3 separate regions of the Homo sapiens genome follow, and regions 2 and 3 are each linked to region 1. The links are chromatin loops, found by intact Hi-C in ENCODE. Cell type or tissue: Calu3. All regions are shown on one strand.

The links. Peaks named below come from ENCODE experiments on the same cell type or tissue, not always from the same donor. Only the 100,000 strongest peaks of a DNase experiment are listed, where the experiment ranks them.
Region 2: it touches region 1 in a loop (6-fold over the local background); 6 of 110 quality-filtered maps call a loop at or near these places.
Region 3: a loop joins it to region 1, with 1.9 times the contacts of the local background. A loop is called at or near these places in 3 of 110 quality-filtered maps.

The regions. Positions count from the first base shown.
Region 1 is chr12:86,261,020-86,269,019 of GRCh38, forward strand. It overlaps LOC105369877 (a long non-coding RNA gene), which reads left to right and starts at 994. Exons shown (of 3, transcript XR_001749240.2): 1 at 994-6,329. It also overlaps a transcript of MGAT4C not described here. RefSeq lists an enhancer at 3,276-3,959. In Calu3, no CTCF peak of the experiment used is centred here; DNase peaks (open chromatin) are centred at 3,502, 3,792 and 4,252.
Region 2 is chr12:87,843,992-87,851,991 of GRCh38, forward strand. No RefSeq gene overlaps it. Among named protein-coding and RNA genes, the nearest start is that of LINC02258, 79 kb to the left of the region's middle. In Calu3, a CTCF peak has its summit at 4,446 (motif pointing left); a DNase peak (open chromatin) is centred at 4,470.
Region 3 is chr12:86,664,716-86,672,715 of GRCh38, forward strand. It overlaps a transcript of MGAT4C not described here. Among named protein-coding and RNA genes, the nearest start is that of MIR3059, 76 kb to the right of the region's middle. In Calu3, no CTCF peak of the experiment used is centred here; a DNase peak (open chromatin) is centred at 4,456.

The DNA.
Region 1 (8,000 bases):
TAGCTACTCATAAGTATTAAACAGAACCATGAGGAACAATGGAGCACATGATAAAGTAAAACTGTGTCTGAGAGAAGCAGCATCTTAAAACATTTGTGTGGCAGTTATAAATACTTGTCTAGCACTACCTTGTACAGAGTAGTAGCTCATTAAACATGTATTGAATTGATTTGACATTTTAAGAATTGGTGAACCTCTGCAGCAGAACATATTTAAAAACCCAAATTGCATCAACTTCACTTCTATTCATTCAATAGACAAAAATTGAAGACCTTATATAATGCCAGACATTGAATTAATTGCTATGATGCAAACATGAATATGACTCATACTTCAGTTTCAAGGAAACCTTAGTCAAGGGAGAGCTTGAAACCTTAAATAAAATATACCAGACCAATTTTCTTACTGGTCAGTTAACATAAACGAAAGTTTACCTAGAAGGCTGAAATGTCAAATATTTCTGTTCCTCATTTGAATTAGTAAAAAAACATCAGCAAGCTATTAGAAGCAATTTCCTGAGAAAAGTAACTTTTAAGATATATAATAATGTCATGACTGATTCAGACCAATATTTTGCAACCCGTGTATCTATCGTACTCTATTGATTTTCAATATGCACAACCAAGACCAAGAGGCATATCAAGGCACTCAAGTACCTTCTGAATCATCTTGAATTGATTAGGTGTAATGGAGTTCATGATTAATTGAGAGCATACCAGAAGTGTGTTGTACCTTGGGGTTTCACTCTGCCTTGTAAGGAAGTAAGAATTACAGTGAAGGGAAGTAAGAATCACATTACAGAATGTAAATGAAGGAAACTCTTAACATCCCTCCCCCACCACATTCATGCCTTGTTTAAAATCCTTCAGAAGTTCTTGTTCTTATAAGGAGAAAGGCAACCCCTTTAACCCATTTATGCCTCAGGTTGCAATTTTTTGAATTTTTGCAATCAGATCTTGGCTATGACATTGAGCAGTAGGATATAAATAACTCCCACATGCTTAGCGTTCCAATATTAGAACACTAGGCATAAATTTAATATAGTTTACAATGTCCTGTATGATCTGACCACAATCTCTCTAGCCTTACCTTCCACTAGCCTTCTCATCTCACTGTTGTGTTTCTCTCTTCTCCATCGCAAATGACAAGTTTCAGTCCCATTTCTTCCATAATTTATTTTGTTACAGAGCATGTTCATATATCCAGACAGTTGTTTCTACCTGGAATGCTTTCTACCCATTCTTCCTTTCATATTACTCCTTATTCTCACATGTCAAGCCATTTGAATCTATCAGTCACTCATAGTCATATTGTATCTTTCAGCCACAGGCTCTTTGCATATGCTTTCTATTCTAAATACTTTTCTATGCATGCCATCTTTCTTTTTATCTAGGTGTCTCTACTCATTCCAGATCAGCTATCCCTTTTCAAAGAAGTCATTCTTGCCTAGCTTATTAAATCAAATCTCTTTAAGTGACCTTATATCCTGATAGCTCTCTTTTGTTGCATTTATCATTGCAATAGATTTACTTCTGTGACTTTTAAGATGTTTGTATCTTCCACTAGGTTCTTGAAAGCAGACATTCTGTCTGCTTTTGCTTACTCTCTTAGGCATATGATTCATTTTTAGAGTACATTCATATATAGATATTCTAGTATACTACACAAAATATGCATATTAAAAACTTTGGCATGAAATTGGAATTTATTTTTAATTTTCTAATTTTAAACATCACTTGTATTTGATAAACCTTTTAAAGGTAATTTCTGCCTGCAGTCAGAATTAGAGAAAAGATAAGCCATTTTAATATGTTTTCTAGCACTTACTAAAATATTTTACTTATTATTTGTACTTCCAAAATTTTTGACCGACTGGATTTCCATATGGAATATTTTTCAACTTTATTCCTAGATATAGTAATGTTGACTGTAAAAACTTTGTCATTTGTTTAAAAGGTTTTATTTTATATATTTTCTATTAAAAGAGTGATTTTTACCCTACTATATAAAGGTGAAAGCTTTCTTTTCCAAATGTAACTTACATTTCTTTTTCAAATGTAATTTCAAATGTAATTATGGGGTTGTAACCCCATAAATTGGTAGATGAAACCAAAGATCAGTGATATGGGTCTAGATTGGAAGAGCCAAACAAATATTCTAAATTTTTATTTGTGTAAATTTACGGGATACAAGTGCAGTTTTGTTACATGCATCCATCACAAAGAGGTCAATTCAAGGCTTTTAGGGTATCTATCACCCAAATACTTTACATTATACCCATTCAGTAATTTCTCTTCACCCACTCTATCTCATCCTGTCACCCTTCTGAGTCACTATTATCTATCATTATACTCTCTATGTCCATGTTTCTACATTTGTATGTCCACTTATGACTGAGAATACACAATATTTGTCTTTCTGTGTCTGACATATTTCATTTCAGATAATGTCCTCCAATTTTGTCCATGTTGCTGCAAATGTCATAATTTCATATTTTTTTGGCTGAATAGTACTCCATTGTGTATATATGCCAAATTTTCTTTATTCAATCATCTATTGATGACACTTAAGTTGATTCAATGTCTTTGCTACTATAAATAGTGCTGCGATGAGCCTATCAGTGCAGATATCTTTTTGATTCATTGATCTTTTTTCTTTTGGGGAGATACCCAGTAGTGTGACTGCTGTATGAAATTGTAGTTATACTTTTAGTTCTTCAAGAAATCTCCATACTGTTGTCCATAAAGCTTGTACTAATTTACATTCCCACCAACAGTATATGAGAGTTCCCTTTTCTCTAAATTCTCACTAAAATCTGGTATTTTTTGTCTTTCTAATAGCCATTTTGACAGGCATATTATATCTCATTGTGCTTTTAATTTGCATTTTTCAGATGCTTAGTGATGTTGAGCATTTTTTCATATACCTATTGGTCATTTGTATGTCTTCTTTTGAGAAGTGTCTATTAATGTATTTTGCCCACTTTTTAATTGGATTACTTGTTTTGGGGTGGGGGGTTGTTGTTGGTGGGTTATTTGAGTTCTTTCTACATCCTGGATATTAGTCCCCTGCCAAATGCATAGTCTGCAAATATTTTCTCCCGTTCAACAGGTTGTCAGCTCTCTCTGTTGATTGTTTCTTTTGCTGTGCAGAAGCTTTTTAGTTTAAGTTCAGTTTGTCTATTTTTGTTGCGTGTACTTTTGAGGTCTTAGTCATAAATTATTTGCCTAGACCAATATCCAAATGAGTTTTTCCTAGGTTTCCTTCTAGTATTTTTATAGCTTCAAGTCTTATGTTTATGTCTTTGATATATTTTTAATTTATTTTTGTATATGGTGAGAGATAGGGGATAGGAGCCGTGTTTGTTTGTTTTTGTTGTTTGAGGGCCCCGTTTTGATTGCAGGAGAGGCCCGTCTGGAGCTGCCACTGCGAAGACGCGGGCTGCAGCGGGGGAGGCGGGGAGGGGGCTGCGCACTCCACAGAGCCAAGGGAAGCAAGGAACAGGTGGAAGTCCCGCCCCCTTCCGAGTTAGCTGGGCAGGAGCCTCCTGCTTCCCAGGTGAAGCTGCAGCCACCCAGCTGTGTGTGCGGACCCGGGCATTTCTGTGCTCTTGGGGGCCAGGGACAGGCAGGGTCCCCGCCTCCTGGGGTGCAGCTACAGCCGCCCAAGCCATGGCTACGGACCCAAGCATCTCTGCACTCTCCGGGCCCGGGAAGCAGCCCCTTGCCCCAGCAGGCTCAGAAGTGCCTGCTCTCACTGCCTGGCCTCTCCCGGCGCCCTCTCCGATCTCAGAGCAAAGTTGAGGCCAAGCCCAGGTGCTGTCACAAACCCAGTCGGCTGTGCCCACTCTTGGGGCAGTGCTGACACATCAGGCCCCTGCCGCCTCAGCCCTCTCTGGATTTTGGGCACTGACGAGCATGGGCTGTGACACCCTCTTTGGGGCTCTGCGGTTCCTGGCATCTCCAATCTTCTGGGCGCTACTGCGTTCCCTGGTGCCAGCCATGGAAGCTGCTTGCAGTAAGCCTGGTCTAGCCGCAGCCTCACAGGGAGCCGGCACCCGTGCGGGCACCTGGAGCTGCCCCACCCCCCGACCCCCAGCCGGCATGCCTGGCTGTGCGCAGTGGCCAGACCCCACCTCGCTCCCTCATACATCCCTCACTGCTCCACGCCTGGCTCACCCATGTCAGGTGTGACATCCAGGCCAGTAGCGCGAGCCAAGCGCAGCCTGCCAGGCCAAAACAGGCAGAACGAGCCCAGCAGGCCCGAGCAAAACTCAGGCAAAAGCGTCACCAGCCACAGAGGTTCCCAGCTGGCGAAACAACACCCCAAGGATCCTGTGACAGTTTCATTTTTCTTCATGTGGCCATTCAATCTTCCCACCACTGTTTATTGAAAAGGGTGTCCTTTCCCCAATGTGTATTCTTGTTTACTTTGTCAAATACCAGTTGGCTATAAGTATGTGACTTTATTTCCGGGTTCTCTATTCTGTTCCATTGATTTACGTGCCTGTTTTTTATACCAGTACCACGTTGTTCTAAGCCTTGTAATAAAATTTGAAGTCAGGCGATGTGATACCTCCAGGTTTTTTCCTTTTGCTTTGGATCACTTTGGCCATTCAGGGTCTTTTTGGTTTCATATACATTTTAGGTTTGCTTTATCTAATTCTGTGAAAAATGACATTGGTATTTTGATATAGATTTCAATGAATCCGCAGATTCAATGAAAGTATGGTCATTTTAATGATATTTGTGTTTCCAGTCCATGAGCTTGGGATATTTTTTATTTGTGTCATCTACAATTTCTTTCATCAGTGTTTCACCAAAGATCTTTTACTTCCTTGGTTAAATATATTCTTAGGTATTTATATTTATTTTTGTAGCTATTGTAAATGAGATTACCTTCTTGATTTGGTTCTCAGCTAAATTGTTGCTGGTCCATAGAAACACTACTGATTTTTGTATGCTTTTTTGTATCCTTCAAGTTTACTGAATTCATTTATCAAATTTAAGAGCTTTTTCTAGAATTTTTAGGTTTTTCCACCTGTAAGATTATATCTTAAATAAGCAAAGATAACTTGACTTGCTCTTTTCGAGTTTGTATACCTTTTATTTCTTTCTCTTGCCTTGTTGCTCTGGCTAGGACTTCTAGTACTATGTTGAATAGGTGTGGTGCAAGCGGGCATTCTTGTCTTGCTCCAGTTCTTAGGGGAAGTGCTTTCAACTTTTCCTAATTCAGTATGATATTGGCTATGGGTTTGTCATATATGACATTTATTATTTTGAGGCATGTTCCTTCAATGCCTAGTTAAATGAGGGTTTTATCATGAAAATATGTTGAATTTTATCAAGTGCTTTATTTGCATCTATTGAGATGATCATAGGGTTTTTGTCCTTCATTCTGTTTATATACTGTATCATATTTACTGGTCAGCATATGTTTAATCATCTTTGCATCCCTGGTGTAAAACCGAATTTATTGTGGTGTATTATCTTTTTGATATGCTGTTGTATTTGGTTTGCTAGTATTTTGCTGAAAATTTTGTGTCTATGATTATAAGGGATATTGTTCTGGAGTTTTGTTGTTGTGATTGTGTCCTTGTCTGGTTTTGGTATCAAGGTGATAATGGCCTCCTAGAATGAGTTAGAAAAAATTCCCTCTTCCTCAATTTTTTGAACAGTTTCAGAAGGATTGCTATTAGTTCTTCATACCTTTGGTAGAATTTGGCTGTAAATCCATCTGGCACTGGGATTTTCTTTGTTGAAAGATTTTTTTTTTTATTACTGACTCAATCTTGCTGCTGTTTATTGGCCTGCTCAGGTTTTTAAATTTTTTCTTGGTTCAATCTTAGGAAGATGCATGTTTCCAGGAATTTATCTATTTCCTTTAGCCTTTTTAGTTTGTGAGTATATAGTTATTCATAATATTCTCTAATGATCTTTTATATTTCATATCTCCTTTTTCACTTTTGATTCTACTTTTATTGTCTCCTGTCTCTTATTGGTTAGTTTATCAGTTTTGTTTGTCTACTCAAATAATCTAGTTTTGTTTTATCTTTTGTAATTTTTTTTTGGTCTTTTTTCATTTAGATCGGCTCTGACTTTGTTATTTCTTTTCTTCTGCAGTTTTGGTTTGTTTTTGCTTTTCTAGTCCCTTCAAGTGTATTATTAGATTGTTAATTTGTAATCTTTCTACTTTTTTAATGCAGATATTGAAGCTATAAAGTTCTCTCTTAGCACTGCTTTGCTGTATCTCACAGATTTTGGTAGGCTGCATTTCCATGCTGAGGGAATTCATCACCACTAGACGGGACCTACAAGCAACACTCAAAGGTATCTTAAACTTGGAAGTGAAAGGTAGATGTTCACCATCATGAAGACACCTGAAATTATACAGATCACTAGTAAAGCAATTACACAAAGGAAGAGGAGAAAGGAATCAAGTGGCACCACTTCAAAATTCTACCAAGACGCAAAAACAGACAGAAAGAAACAAAGAATTTATAAATTTTAAATAAAATTTTAGATTTATTAAATCTGTATAGTTCAGAGCTGTCTTTTTAATTCACAGCTGTTCTTTCAAATATTTTTATATGCACTAGACTGTAGTAATTCAATAAAGGGGGGAATAAATAAACCATAAAGAGAATGGAACGTTATAAAAATATCTGAAGTCAGTACAAGCTAGTAAGTAGGCCTAGACTGGAACACCATTGAATAAATGCAGAGCAAAGATGAACATATTTTTAAAGTAAAAATTTAGACTTCTCTTGATTTGGGAAGAAGTATTGTTAAGATCTTAGAACCAGATTTTCACTTATAATATGGAATTCATAGAATTATGTAGACGTATCAATTGCAAACAAGCAATGCAATTCCTGAGTAACTCTAATTTAATTTTTCTTACCAAAATATGACTAACATAGTGGCAGTAGGACAGAAATAGGTTTTGGTGGCATTAGAATATATTGAAACTCATAGCGACATCCCCAGATTCCTGGGGTGAAGTTAGATTTGAAGTATCAAGGGATCTCATTAGAGAAGATGCTTAGAAAGATAGCTGTGTATGTCAACCTTGAATTATAAATTCTTTTAAGCCATAAGGAGAATGCTTTCATCAGTCTTACAGACTTATGGAGTTGTACAGCTACTGATGGCCTTAGAAATTATTGATCTCACCATCTCATTCAGCCTACAAATTTTACAGATGTGAAAAATGAAATTTTTAGTCAACTAGCCCAAAGTCTTTTAGCTAAAGACATCCTTAATTGAAAGCCAGACTTTGGACTCTGGCTGTCAGGTCTCCATCTCTTTGTTACACACTTCATTGTATTAATATATTCAACTGGCCCATCACAAAAGAGTTACTTACTATGTCAAAATTTTGCTCATATAGATTTAAAAACATTGAAAAATACATGATATATAAAGGATTTTTTTTTCTTCATCTTCTTCACTTCAGTGAATGTATATTGAAACCTTTATTTTTTCCCTTTTAAACCTACTATCTACCATACTTTTACGGACTCATAGATTTTTGAAGGGTCCATTAAAAACATTAGTAAAGAGAAGATACAACCTTAATAAAATATTTTGTTGTAGTTATTTAATTGGCTTACTGCTCAAACAAACAAAAGGATATTAACTACATATATATATATATACATATATACATATATATACACATATATATATATACACATACACACACACATACATACACATGTATTTTTTGGCTCTGCCAACAATAAATTCATTTTTATTGTTTATTTCAGTTTTTACCAAGAAATATTATTATTCTGAAAGAAAGTAAAGTGGCACATTTTTTTCTTCTTAGTAATTATGCATATACATTTAAAATAAAAAAGAAAGGGTGTTTTTTTTTTGCCTGAAAAACAAGTAGAGGAGATATTACAGTACCCCTTTCGAACACCATCAACCCACCCTCACACACATACACATCTCATTTGCCTTTTGTATATATTCTTTCATACTTACATATAT
Region 2 (8,000 bases), 1.6 Mb after region 1:
AATAAAAATTTCAGTGTTTTCAAATTGAAAAACATTGAAGGTAGAGAGGAATTACTGGAGTTCAAGATCTTAAAGGGGTAGACATCCATCAAACTAATCAAAACCCAAGGATGTTTACGAAGTGAATGGCTGATTTTTGATGTTGAATGTAATTGGGGAATTTGAAGAACTCTGAAAACAAGGTATTATAGGGCTTGATTAATATTAAGGATTCTTAATTACTAAAATAATGTGTGAAGTTGGGAGTAAGAAGGAAATTATAAGATGGGTGTTTATAGAAATAAAGGATAAAATATAGATGCTAATAGACAACAGTCGTAAGAAAAAGGACAAGTGTTATGATCAGAAAGTGTGGACTTTTCCATGGTGAACAGGTATAAACAAACCCACCCAAATGTTCCAAGGGAGCCAAGGGGCTGAATAAAGAGGCTAACGAATCCAGCTTCTCAGAAATAAATATTCAATATGGCCTTATAAACAGAAGTGATGTTTTGGGCAGTTACAAGATAGTGGACCCCCTCATCCGCCTCCAGAAAATATTCTTTATATAGCAAGCTTTTAGGGCAAAACACGGGCAGCTGGTCATATCTTCAGAGCTTCTTGCCAAGACTGATGATAACTGAGGAGTATAGACAGGTATCTTTATAAGGGGTTATCTATGCCACAATCAATGTTTAATGACCTTACTGCAGCACACCTTGGTATGTGAGGGTCAAACACCAGTCCTTATAGTGGTTTTGCTTCAAGATGCCATCACATTTGCCTTGCAACAGTTTGTTTTCCTACATGAACAATTTTTTTTTAATGGCCTGGTCAGTGATGGTGTCATATCAATAGTCTAGACATGATGGCAGAGAACATGGAAATTATTGTCTTCATTTTAGTTTTATAAGAGTTGAAGATTTTCTTGCAAGTAGGACACAACACAATGACACTCAAATAGATAAAAGTTGGAACTCTTTGTTGCATAAAACTCCAGTGTAGAGCAGCCTGCCAGTCAGGGCCGTACAGGGATTGCTCCCCAGGACAGGGTAGTAGTTAGCTAAGCTGGAGCTGTAAGGGGCATCTAAAGTAATGGCAAGCAGTGTTGAATTAACCCAGTTTCCAGGGCTTCCAGCCCTGTGGATTAGCTAATTGAAATAATTTTAGTTTTCAGCTTCTAGGGCATACGGGCTGTCTCTACAGAGAAGAAGCAGCTTCCTTTCATGCCAGGATTAAAATTCATAGTTGGTTGCTCCATTTATCTGTTCTTCACTTGAGAATTTTGGAGCCACATTAAGGGAGAATCTGAAGGCATTTGATCAAAGTCTGTATCATCATGGATAAACCTTTAACAAATCATACAAATACAGAATTAAAGTTATCCCTTGAAGCTTCAGAGAAATATTTTTAGAACATAATAAAGCAAAATTGTTCAAAGTTAGGACTATAAAGTGTATGGAATTCCTAAATCTGAGTCCTCTATGCATCAACTGCAGACCTACTGTCAACAGATCCCCTGTTAATTCCCAGCGTATTGACTGAAATGGGACACATCCTGATGATGTTATGTGGGAACTCTGAAGAAATGCTCCTCTATTCTGACTGACCTCTCAGAGTGCCATCTATACCCTCATACACACACCTACAAACAAACTTACAAGCCAGATCTCTGCTAACATTTTTACTGGAGATACTATTTATTGCAGTAGATTTGATCACCTATCTTCAAGAGGAGATAAAAGAATAATGGTCATATGTACAACTATGGTGTTTGTTAACTTGTGTATAATATTTCCATAGGAATTTATGAATATATAGAAAGGGTTGAAGTATATCTTAAACATTTGAGGTTGAAATTCATAAGAAAAACCACATAAACATCCTTAATGCCACTATTAGATATTTAACACTGACCTAAATACCCACTGATATTACCTAATTTAGCATATTTTTATGTTCTGATATCGATTTTTTTTAAACAAAACATGTTTGAGAAAATTGCATTGGACAAATTAAACAGCAAGAAAAAAATTCAAGATGATTGCAATAAAGGAGAGATATTTAACTCAATTGAAATAAAAGACGAGACAGTTTTTAAGCACTAGGGTGAGCTACTGGAAAAATACTAGAGGATTTTAGGGAGGAAGCTTCGTCAGTGTGATTAGACCCTCTGTGTTTGCTAATTGGCACTTATTGAAGTTAGGCTCCAATACTCTCACAGAGAGTGGGAGATAGGGGCCCTGTCTTTCTTGATGATTACATTTCAAGGCATGGCTCCTAGGTCCTTGAGAAAGACATTGCTTGGGTTGTAAAACTGGCAAGAAGATTTACATCTAAGAGAGACAAAGAATTTACACTTCCAAGTTTTCTAAAGTAAATGCTCTAAGAAAAGGAAAGTGCAGGAACTTATAGTCAGGAAGAAACCTGTCTAGTCAAGCTGAGGGAAACTTTTAAGCCATCTTGTCACTGAAGGTCACTTGAAAGAGAAATTTTTATCCTTGCAACCACATGATAAATTTTAATTGTTTATTTTCTTAGCTATGTGAACTACTGCCCCTTCACACAATATTCATTCATCAATTTATTCACATACATATCACATATCTATAACCACACACTGGACTGTTTTTTTTTTTTTTTTTTTTTTTTTTTTTGAGACGGAGTCTCACTCTGTAGCCCAGGCTGGAGAGATTGCAAACTTTTATAAGGAATTTAAATACTGAGAAAACAAAGAGAGGAGTAATAAACAAAATTACCCCAGGAGAGTAAGAAAAGTATAGTTGCCAATACACGTTTTCTTGTAAGTTAGGTACATGTTTAATTTTCACAGACTATGATATTTCAAGTGATTTTCAGGTATAACTTACTATTTAAAAAAATGAACTGAATCATTTCACAAAGAGTACATTTTTTTCTAAATCATCTATCTTTTAAATATACATTTAAAAATCAGATGTTTCTGAGGATGAATTCATATTCTGAATTTTTAAAAAAACTTACAGATTTTATAAAACACAGAGCTATATTTTTTCAGATATTTATTTCATTAAAGAAAATGTACTTTGTTTGGCTTTTTATTTCCTGTTTTGTTCCATTCTTGACTTGAATTGCTTTTGTTGTTGAAAACTGACTTTAAATACTATTTTATTTGCTTTAGCTACAAGTCATTTTTTTTTCCTTAAAACAGGAATTGCTTTTGTAATGCACACTTTTTGACCTTTCTTAGTCCATTGTGTTTCTGTAAAGGAATACCTGAGGCTGGATAATTCATAAAGAAAAGAAGGTATCTGGCTCACGACCCTGTTGGCTGAAAGACTGGGCATCTGGCAAAAGCCTCAGGCTACTTCCACTCATCGCAAAGGCAAAAAGGAGCGGGTGTGTGCAGAGACCACAGGACAAGAGGGAAGCAAGACAGAGAGGGGAGGTGCCAGGTTCTTTATAACAACCAGCTCTCATGTGAACAAATACAGTGAGAACTCCTTTAAGGGAAGGCATTAATCTATTCGTGAGGGTTCTGCCCCCACCACCTGAACACCTCCCATTAGGCCCTACCTTCAACATGGGGAGTCAAATTTTAACATGAGATTTTGAGAGAACAAATATCCAAAACATAGCAATTTGTCCATTTTATTTTCCCTCCTAGCTCAGCCAAGCTAAACCACAGATGAATTTGGTTCTAGGTTCTGGTCTTCTTGGTCATTCTAGAAATGGAAAAGTCACTTGGCAGTATGACTTTAAAGGATTCCTGCTGTTGACTAACATATACATATGTAAACAATCCATTATTTATTAATGAAAGTCAGATTCCGAAAAGACCAAACAGAGAAGAGAGGATGAATATCTATCTTTGGAGATGAGATTCTTAAAAGAGATTTTTACGGAAAATGTTTTTAAAACTCATTTATTTTCATTAAATGTACCCACAGTTATTAGCAACGAATACACTGGGATGTAGCAATGGAGATGCAAGAAAAAAAGAAAGGCCATTTTCTGCTTAATTGCAAAACAATAAGAATTTCCCTGTGTCCCTTACATTTTTCAAACACTAAAACTTTTTATATCACTTGGGTCCATTACATTTTTGAAACACTTCAAAACATTTACATAACAATGTGATGGAGTAGCATCACATTGTAATGCTTGGAATGTGTCTAATTCACTTTACAATAACTAAACCAACTAAACATACACTGATATTTTACACCACACATGTATTTATTGAATTTTGCTTCTTGTTATATGAGATATAAAAAAGCCTTATAAATTATTGAATGCCTAACAAAATAACTGAACTTGACGATTTTCTAAAACTACATATAAAAAATTCAAGCTTTCTGAGAGCTAGCCTTTTCATTTGAGTGGTAAGGGGGAACCATTTTAAGACAGAAAACAAGTGAAATTTTTCATATATAAAGGCAAGGTTATTGATTTTTAAAATGGTAGCTGTGATATGATTAGAGTGCCACCTAGTGGTGAAGTGTATTAGACCAGTTGTGTTTCTGCAGTTTCTCACAAGGCAGTTCCCTTATTTTCCATCTGTCTAGGAACGGAGTGAGTTGCATTGCCTGAGTACAAGATAAAGCATTAGGAGATGGTTGTAGTTCTGATGGGAGAGCTTCCAGACAACACAGAAGACAAATATATACAACCTGAAAGCTAACAGTGTCATTTTATAGTTTCTTCAAACCTGGCAGTGTGGAGGTGATTCAGAGAAGCCCCTGAGGCCATCTGGTCATTTTTCCCCACTACCTTCAGGCAGTGATTTTGGCTGTGCAGAATGTCAAAGATTTCACTAATCTACAGAAACAATAGTTTCTTGGCTTCCCTTAGAAACACTTGCCAATACTGAGTCACTCTCACTGCCTGGAAACATGTCCTTATTTCTAATTAAAACTCAGAACGTTATAATCTAAATTATTTTATCTTGTTCTTTCCTCAATGGGATTAGAGAAAGAATTAGACAAAGAGTCTATGGATCATCTAGTTAGAGCTGAAAGAATGCCTAGAGATACAACAGGCCATTTTATAGATGACAAAATAGCAGCTCATTTTTTTAAAGCAAATTGCCTAAATTGGAAGAGAAAATTAATGCCAGGGCCGGGTGAGCATCTAGACCTGACTTAAAATCTAGCAGCCTTTCTACTTCCTAACGGTATGCCACCCTACTTTGGGTATGGTCATCTTGATCATTGCAGTCAAATACACAAGATGTGTGGTTTGCTCTCAGGCTTTCTTCTTAAGATAGTAACACTATTATTCTCTCCTCTGACACTTGTCAGAATTTCCGCCTAGTTATTTTTATTCCTAGTATGTAGTGTCTAGCACAGCATAAGCACACTGCAGTCATCTAATATTTATAGATTAGCCCTTCCCATCTTAGCTACATCTCTAGCCATCTTTCCTTCCTGTTGTGCTTATCTGAGATATGCTCAACAGAAGAAAATAGCCTAAATATGGCCAGGATTTGCAATAAGCATTGTTTCATTTTAAATAAGTTAAGAACAAATCATCCTCATTTTCACAGCCCATCAAGTTGGACTTAAGCAAAGTTTGATATCAGATACAAAATGTGAATACCAACTTCTGTGGATTAAAAATGGCAAGTAATGATTTATTAATGAAAAAATGTAAAATCTTCATATTTTCTTATGGTTTCTGTAAATATAAAGATAAAATCCTTACTGCCAGAAATTACAAATATATTTGGTGGTTCCTCCTACAGGGTATTAGCCATGTTTATACCTATATCCGCCTTTTGCTCATTGACTTGTAATATATATGCCTTTGTTATATGGTTTCTGGGTTTTGCTGTTGCTCCTAGAATCAAATTCCTAACTGTATGTAAAAATATTAATTCATTCAACAAGAGTTTTCTAAAGATATTGGCTGCTTTTAAATGTTACATAAGGTCTTTCAAAGAATCAAGTTACTATTGGTTTTGCTGCTTTTGTTGCCACTTAGAATCGCTGACCTGTAAGACACTTATATCTAGAACCAATTTTTCATTTTGTTGCCAACTCAAACATATATGAAATGGCAGGTAAACACCCTGGCATGAAAGAAGAAGAACACTAAAAAAAAAATCACTGTACTTTCAAGGGACGTGTGAAAGAAAGCTTGTGAAATTGAGTTATATGCAACAAAAACCTGAGTAGGATTACATAAGACCCCTCAAAAATCTCAGCCAAAGAAATTCTCATCTATATCTTACAGCATATTCTATCATGATTGTCTTCATTTCTCTTTGACTGAAAAAAATACATGCAGAGGGATGAGGGGTAGGGAGATGTTGATCAAAAAATACATAATTTTGGTTAAATAGGAGGAATAAGTTCAGGAGATCTATCTTACAACATGGTGATAATAGTTAATAATATATTGTATTATTTTAAAATGCTAAAAGGGTGAATGTAAAGTGTTCTCATCACAAAAATGATGACTATCTGAGGTAATGTATAATTAGCTAGATTTAGTCATTATTGCATATATACTTTGAAACATCATGATGTAAATTTTAAATTCACACAATTTTGTATGTCAATTTAAAAGTAAAAGATAAATACATAAAAAGAGGGGCCTAAAATAAATAGCTTGGGAATGAAGTTTCCTGTAAGAATCCCCTACCCCAAAAAATACGTTTAAAGCCCAATTCACAAAATATTCCTTAATATCTGTAAATCACTTTTAAAGTCTAAAGTTAAGTATAATGTTGAAAAAAGATGTGTAGTTTCTTGTTCAAACAAAACGATTACAAAAACAAATAACCTGGAAATGAGAGTAACTTTTCTTTAACAATCAAATAATTCTTTATTGAATTGAAGATTAATTTCAACTGCAAGGAAAATATCAATAAGTAAGAGCACATACTTCTACCAGTACATCTAGAAAACTGTAATTTAATTATATCAATCTGTTTCCCCCACTACTCTAAGCCCCTGAGGGACTATGTCTTATTATTCTTCATATCTCCATCATTGAACATACTATCTGTCACAAAAATTCAATAAATGTTTGTCCAAATAAACTATACCAAAGTGCTTATTGAATTGGTGATTAGAGTCAGAAAAGCCTTGATGTTTTTTCTCCTCTTAGAAATACAATAATCCACAGAAGTTGGTATTCACATTTTGTATCTGATATCAAACTTTACATAGGCCTGGGATGTAGATGAAAAAATAGTCAAGATTTTGTTTCATTTTGTACATGTTGAATTGAAACTTACATTAATAAAAATGGAAGAAGAAGATTCTTTTTATTCCCCTAATATGTCCCAGAAGTTCCTACCTCTGAGACTTTGGTGACATTTATTTTCTTAGTCCAGTAAATATCTCTCCCTGTCTTACCATCTAGTGTTGTCTACAACTATTATCCAACACTCAAGGCCCAACTCCAATCGTACCTCACCCATGAAGTATAGCATCATGTCTGCAAACCTTGGAATCAAATGGAACTGAGTGTAATTATCCAAGTTTTCATTTTACATCTGTAAAATGTACGTCATTGTGAAGAATACATTTTAAGCCTCTAACACTGTAGCTGAAAATACATATTTCTGGCACTTTATGTTTTGGGGTATACGATACCATAACTGACACCTATATGCATTGAACAAACTCATATAAATCTCTGGACATTTGCCCCAGAATTTACCCTGCTAACTTTATTTACCTGGCTGTTAATGTTTTTGTCATTGTACGCTTGTTTTGATACGTGCCTTCTTATTGAGTTTTGGCTTGGCTTATTGAACTTTATTCCTATAGTCTCCTCAATCCTGTTAATTTGTGGTCATTCTTGGCCTTAGGTGAAAAACTCCTCCTTCATTTCCAACACCTTGTACTATTCCCTTCAGCTCCCCTACTATTAGGAAAGGAGAACTTGGGGAGTAAGCACTGATCTTTGAGCAGTCACTCTCAAAGTGAATCTAAAACCTTGCCCAAATTAGATAGAGACCAAACCTCTCCTACTTATAGAGAGTTTTGATTTCAAGGTAGAAGGCATATACAAGCCAGGAGAAATTC
Region 3 (8,000 bases), 400 kb after region 1:
AAAATCTTATTATTCAAATTACTACAAATCTGTAGTTATGTGTTCTAACGAATCCCATTAAATATATTTACTATAGAAAAAAACAATTCCGGTTTCTGCTTTGACATTTTAGTTAACTGTAAATGCCAACATTAATATAAACTAACTTTTTTTTGGATAGAATCAGACACATTATTCAACTATCATAGGTCATCTAATTAGTTGTGTCATAATATCTGAATAAGGTTATTACATCATTTCATGTATCAGTATCCCTCATTTTATGCTTGATGATCATTGAAGCAATGTAAGTTGCCTTCAGTCACGTAGAGTAGAATAATCAATAATCTAGCCCCCTCCCCCCACCACCTTGTTCTATCTGGTCCATGTTGTACTTTAACTTTATTAAAATTAGACAAACTGTCTTTAAGAAGATGATATTTCAGTTAACACTCAAGCAGCGAAGTTAACAATAGGATCAGCCCACAGCATAAGTAGTGTAATCGACATAGGGGATACAGTATTCAGTGGAAGGCCAGCCCCAAGTGAGGTGGAAAACATTAATGGGTTTGAAAAGCAGTCCTTTTCTTCTCTACAATTTTCTTCTGACTGATTCTGGGAAAATGCTGAGACAATTGAAACCCATTATAGACACATGATTGTGTTGGAAAAGTTATACAACTTTTTTTCTTTTTTTTTTGAGACGGAGCCTTGCTCTGTCACCTCGGCTGGAGTGCAGTGGCGTGATCTCGGCTCACTGCAAGTTCCGCTTCCTGGGTTCAGGGCATTCTCCTGCCTCAGCCTCCCCAGCAGCTGGGACTACAGGTGCCCGCCACCATGCCCAGCTAATTTTTTTGTATTTTTAGTAGAGATGGGGTTTCACCGTGTTAGCCAGGATGTTCTCCTGACCTCGTGATCCACCCACCTCGGCCTCCCAAAGTACGGGGATTACAGGCGTGAGCCACCGCTCCCAGCCGGAAAAGTTATACAACTTTTATACAAAATATACAATATTTTTAAATTATACAATTTAATGCAATTTCGATTCTTCTTGTTTGGAATCATAATGAGGAGAGGATTTAAGAGTGTCAAAAAGAGTAATGTTAAAGAAACTGATCGTTTTCCTCAGGCAAAATTGGAGATGACTAATTATACTGCCTAAAGTTGAGACTATTTTTGCTTGCATCTTTATCTAAAAGAAAACTATTGAAATAGTTTCAAGAAGCACAAAAATAACAGAAAAATAAACCATTATATATGTGGGGTTTTTTAAGCCTCCATAATATTTCAATTCAAGAAAATAACTACATTTTTTAAAGGCATATTGTTCAAAATTGTCTTCCTTTTTCACTTGGCCAATGAAACTGGAAAAGTAGTAATCAAAACTGCAATTCTTAAAACAAGCTTGATGCAATTTTGATTAAAGCACTTAAAAAATATGAGGCGTGCTTCTTCATACTGTCCTCTATTTTTGCAGACAATGTCACAAAGGTACCATTAGATTCGTAGCTGGTTACAAACCTCTAATTTTTAGCTATTCTACTTAAGACCTGCACTCTGGCACCATTACCCTAAGACTTTTCTATAGCTCTAAGATCACCATTGTCATTTAAGCCTCATAACTAAGAATGAACTTTGTTTAATCCTCAACCATGTAACTCCTCTTCTAATGTAATCTAGTCCTCCATTCAGCCTTAAAATATTGTTGATGTGTCATACTGCATTAAAAAAAAATTCTATGTGTCCACAACACTCTTTCCTTAACATCTTCTGGCATTTCATCACTTGCTCTTTTGAAAAAAAATGCAGAAAAATAGGATCTAAGTTTGCTGAGAATTATTACTTTATTAATCTTTTTTTTCACAAAATGTCATCTGCTCTGATGTGAGTCACAAAAAAATTATTTCATGAAAACAAGAAGAATCATAACAAAGAATTCCCTTGTTTCCCCACAAATGTTTTTGCCAATTAGAAACATCAACATAGCTTTGTGCTTTAAGAATACCTTTGAGAAAAAGATTTCAAGTTTTTTTCCTGAGGTATTATGAGTTTAGCACACCGACCAATCTTTCTGACATACTTCAAATCAGATGTCCTTAAACAGTGAAGCAGCAGTTTTTCCCTGAAACTGATATTTGGTAAACATTTATCAATCTAATAAGTAGTAAACAGATCATACCATAAAGATGAAAACATCTTTATTCAAATTTACTTTTATAGTACTGAAGCCCAATGCTGTCATCAGAATCAATAGAAACTTGTGCTGAATGATTGGTTACTTAGTTGGAAGGGATTATACAAGGTATGTATTTTACAAGCACTTTGACCATGTGACATGCATAAATTGCTCTATACCACTGCTGCTGCCTATTTCTTATATGAAACTTTCATGGTACAAAACAGATCAGGGCATTTACATATAGTCTATAAAATATTCATGGAAGAAATTTTGTTGCAAAATATAAGGTAAAATATTAAGAGGAGGAGGAAGTGTGAAGACTGAGAATAAAATCAGGTAGATTAACTAAGAATGAAATCACTGTGAAGACACAGAAAAGTCTTGCAGTAGGAGAAGAGGATTTGGAACATGCTTGTCACCTAGCAGACACATGCTAGATTAGGCAGAATTCACACATTAGCCAAGTACAAATGCAGGCTAACATGTAAACGTTTCAGTTTTAATTTCGAGACAGTAGGACAAATGGTCAGAAATACAGACCTAGATGGAAAATCCTGCAAATCACTAGAATTCGTACTCCTATTATCTGAACAAGCAAGCAAATCAGACTGTGACTTAAGCAAAGGAAAGATTTCAATGTGTAAATAGCATCAGTTTCATAAGCCATTCAGTCTCTGTTACTATTAAACATAATGGCAAAAACCGCATTTACTTTTGCACTGACTTAATACTACTCAAATCTTTCCTTGCAATGGGAATGAAACCACAGACCATATGTAAACAAATGAGTATGGCTATATTCCAATACAAATGTATTTATGAATACTAAAATTTGAATTTTTGCATGATCCAAAATATGATTTTCTTATGATTATATTTCCAACATTTAAAAACTGTGTAAAAGTCTTTCTTAGTTTGCAGGTTGGACAAACAATATATGAGTTGACTTTGACCTGTGGATTGTAGTTTAGTAACCCATAGTCTAAAATATAAAATATGTGTAGCAAGTGAGGCTGCTTTTCTGATGCTAGAAATATGTGGAAGCAAGGTTGATTGTTTGCACATGGATTTTCTGGTCTGAAATTTGTTTCTAAGAATAAATAGCATCAGCAACTTGCTATATTCTAATTCAATTCTTTTGACACAATAGCCTATGGCTTAATTTAGTGACAAATAAAAGAGCTTAAATTACATTGATAGATTGTGCATAATATTACTTCTATATCTTTGTATCATGATCCAAGTACTATTATAAAGCTATCTTAATTTTGTTCCCAAGATGGCATATTAGGGGCTTTTAACATGCCTCAGCCACTTGGAAATAGCAAGATAGCACATAAAGATCAACTCTGTGAGCTTTAATTCAAGAAGGAAATCAGGAATCTACCAGAATCATGATGGACACCCCAGATTTCAGGAAGGAAGATGCTGGCAAACAGCCCCTGTGATGGCGTCTGGCAGATAAAAGTTAGTGAAGTCCCAGTACATGAGAGAGGAAGAGAGCATCCCCCTGTGATTCACCTTTCCACCTGGGATTTGGGCAATCCACGAGGAGGAAGAGCTCTTTGTTTCTCCCAAGCCCTGAAGGTAACTTGGGAGAGGGATGGAGACATTATAAGGCAAAGACACTGGGAACAGCTGCAGACATTTTCCCAGACCGTGGACCAAGAGCAGCACACCATTTTTAATCTGTGCACATACACTGTCAGCCATTATTTTGTGTGACTCGGAAGAGTGGCTGCACAGGCATTTTAGTTTCAAGCCAGAGATTAGAGTGCCTGCTCTGGAGCAGGATAGGGGCCTCCACAGCCAGAACTGTGGAAGGTGCCTCAGCAGTAGATGGTGGAATTGTGCTCTCCCGTCACAAGCCTGGAGCAGGAGAAGAGCTGCTACAGCTGCAGTTTCTCCTGGGTGGTGGACTTGCTGCCAGATCCAGCTTAGCGAATTAGAGCTAGTCTGTGTGTGCCATTGCTTGGTGCTCAAGGCTGCTCCCCTTAGACTGTGTTTAAGCAGGGCCCTCTCTGCTCCACCCCCAGACAGAAATCCAGGCATTTGGAGCACCTACTCTTCTGGACCAGCAGCCTGAGCTGCCTCACCCTTTCTAACATAGATCATGGCACAGATCTTCACACACAGGCAGAACTCCAGGTATTTGGAGCACTTGCTTGCCCGGACCAACAACCCGAGCCACACCACCTTTCCTGTGCAGAGATTGTGGTACAGGAAGACACTTTCTGCTCTATGCCCAGGTAGATCTCCAGGCATTCAGAAAACCCATTCATCTGGTTCAACCACTTGAGTTGCCCCACCCTTCCTGGACCCAGATCTTAGTGCAACAGGGCCTTCTCTGCTGCATGCCTAGGAAGATTCTCAGGCATTTGAAGCACTTGCTCACCTGGAACAGCAGAATGAACAGCCCCACCTTTCCTGTGCAGAGATCCAGGTGCAGGGGGCCCTCTCTGTCATAAGCCCAGTCATATCTCCAGGCATTCAGAGCACCTGTTTGCCTCGTTCAGCAGCCTGAGTTGCCACCCCTCTCCTGTGCAGAAATGTTGGTGCAGAGGGTCCCTCCCTGCTCCATGTCCAGGCAGATCTCCAAGCATTTGGAGGACCCATTCTCCTGGATTAGGGTTTTAGGCTGTCCCCCATCCCCATGCAGAGAATTGGGTCAGGGAGTTTTCCCAACTCCATGACTAAACACACCTCTGGGCACTTAGTGGCCATCCACTGGATTATTCATTGGAGCTGGTGCTCATGTCTGCCACTGGGGGACCTGTAGGCAGACCTGGCCAGTTTGGCCCTGCCTATCTTTGCCCCAGCACCTGCTTCTTGGGTTGAGGGACAGGGGTGGGCAAGCAGGGAGATAAGACCACTTTGCACTCCACAGAATAGCCCATTGCCTAGGCAGCAAAGAACTGCTTACAGTAAACAAAGATCAAGAATATGCCCAGCCATGTTGGCCACAGCTGGCTCTTACCTATAAGTTTCATCTACTGGTTTGTAGGTTGAACTACACTGCCTAACACAAAATTTGGTATCAGATGTGCATAAGGACATGGAATCAAAGCCAGAAAGCCCTGCCCAGCATTATCTAGGGTGACAACCCCTAAGGAGGGGAGAGGGCAAGGGAAAGGGAAAGAAAAAAGAAAATCAATAAAATTATTGGGGAAAAAAGAAAAAGAAAAAAAAACACCTGAAAGAAAATAAATACAAAAATTAGAAGTTCTAGTGTTTCCAAATGAGAATGAACCAACACAAGAATTGTCATCATTAAAAAACTGAGTGTAGTGACATCACCAAAGGATGGCCCTAGCTCTCCAGTAATGGTCCATAACCAAAATGGAAAATCAGAAATGAAAGATGAAAAATTCAACAAATGGATTTCAAGGAAGCTCAATGAATTCCAACTCAAGTTTGAAAATCAACACAAAGAAAGTTTTAAAACAATCCAGGAAATGAAGGAAGAGATACACATCCTAAGAAGAAATCAATCAGAACTTCTGGAATTTAAAACAAACAAACAAACAAATAAACAAAAAAACTCATTTAAGTAATTTCAAAATAAAATTGAAAGTTTTATCAGTAGACTAAACCAAGCAAAAGAAAGAATTTCAGAGCTTGAGGACCTGTGTCTCAAACTAGTCAGACAAAAATAAAGAAAAAAAGAATTAAAAAAAATGAACAAATCTTTGAGAAATATGGGATTATATACACCACCAATCCTATAAGTTGTTCGCATTCATGAGAGAGAACCTAGAAAAACTACTTGAGGGAAAAATTCAAGAAAATTTCTCTAATCTTGCTAGAGACTTAAGTATCCAAATAAAAGAAATCCTGAGAACACCTGAAAGATACTATAAAAAATGAGCATCACCAAGGCATATGGTCACCAGACTGTCCAAGGCCAATGCTAAAGAAAAAATCTTAACCCTTTTCCCATTTTTCCAGAGTGCTCCCCAGTGGCACTTGCAGCTGCAGCATTTGCCCCTAGATAACTTTGCAACAAAATATCTCGCTTTTATGATTATTTTCGCATCACTCTATCAACGAATGAAACAAAAGACTTCATTCTATTTATACCATTCTATTTTTTTGTCAACTTCAGAAACAAAAGACTTCATTCTATTTATACCATTCTATTTTCTTGTAGTGGTATTTCCATTTACAAAATATAGTCATTCTCAATTGCTGAAAATGTCAAATGCTAGAAAATGTAGCATTGCTACGCATGATGTTAACATCGTTCTTGAATGGTTTTTGGACAAAGATTTATTTAATGAGTTTTCTGAAATAGGCGATTCTGATGATTCAGACAATTCTCATGTTAGTTATGTTTAGAAATAACTCCAAGAACAGTTTTTATACTCTATTTTCACATTTAAAATCAGTCAGATTTGCTTTAGCCTCAGAGTCTGTTTATATAAAATTAAATGAGTGCTGGCAGCGAGCTGCACTTTTTTTTCTAAATGGGAAAAGGGTTAAAGGCAGCTAGAGAAAAAGGTCAAGTCACATACAAAGGGAACCCCATGAAGTTTATAATGAATTTCTCAGCAGAAATCTTACATGCCAGGAGAGAGTGGGGGCCTATTTTCAGCATTCTTAATGAAAGGATACTTCAACCAATGATTTCAAGATAACACAGAGAAGAAAAGTGAGGCCCAATTATCTGTTGCCTATAAGAAACACATTTGATCTATAAAGATACCCATAGACTGAAAACAATGGGATGAAAAAAGGTAGTCTATACTAAGGGAGACCAAAAAGAGCAGGAGTAGCTATATTTATATCAGACAAAACACCTTTCATGACAAAAACTGTAAGAAGAGAGAAAGGAGGTCATTATAAAATTATTAAGTGGAGAACTCAGCGAGAGGATGTGACAATTGTAAATGTATATGCACTCAAAAATGGAGCACCAAGATATATGAAAGAAATATTATTGGAGATAAAGAGCTAAATCTCAATACAATAAAAGCAGGAGACTTTAACATCCCACTTTCAGTATTGGACAGATGATGTAGGCAGAAAATCAACCAAAAAATGGAAATTAACTTGTATAAAAAATAATAAATATTTTGAGAACATTTCATCCAATGGCTGCAGAATACACATTTTTCTAGTGAGCACATGGGTCATTTTCCAGAATAGATCATATGTTAGGTGGTAAAAGAAGTGTTAAAACATTCAGAACCTTGAAATAATATCAAGAAACTTCTCTGACCACAATGGAACAAAACTAGAAATTAAAATCACAAGGAATTTTGAAAACTATACAAGTATATGGAAATTAAACTAGATGCTCTTGAATGACCAGTGGGACAATGAAGGAATTAGGAAGAAAATTGAGAACATTTTGAAACAAATGATAATGGAAACACACATACCAAAATCAATAGGATACAGAGAAAGCAGTATTAACAGGGAAATTTAGGGCTATACGTGTCTGCAACAAAAAAGAAGGAAAAACTTCTAATAAAAACCCTAACAATGCATCATCCTAAAGAATAAGAAAATCAAACCCAAAATTAGTAGAATAAAAGAATTAATTGAAGATCAGAGCACAAATAAATGAAATTGAAGTGAAGAAAACAATGCAAAACACCAACAAAATGAAATGAGTTTTTTTGAAAAGATAAACGAAATTGACAAACCTTTACCCATTCAAAGAAAAAACAAGAGGATCCAAATAAACAAAATCAGAGATGAAAAAGGAGACAATACATCTGATACTACAGAAATTCAAAGGACCATTAGTGGATACTATGAGCGACTATATACCAATAAATTAAAACCAAATACTGCTTGTTCTCATGTATAAGTGTAAACTAAACATTGGGTACTC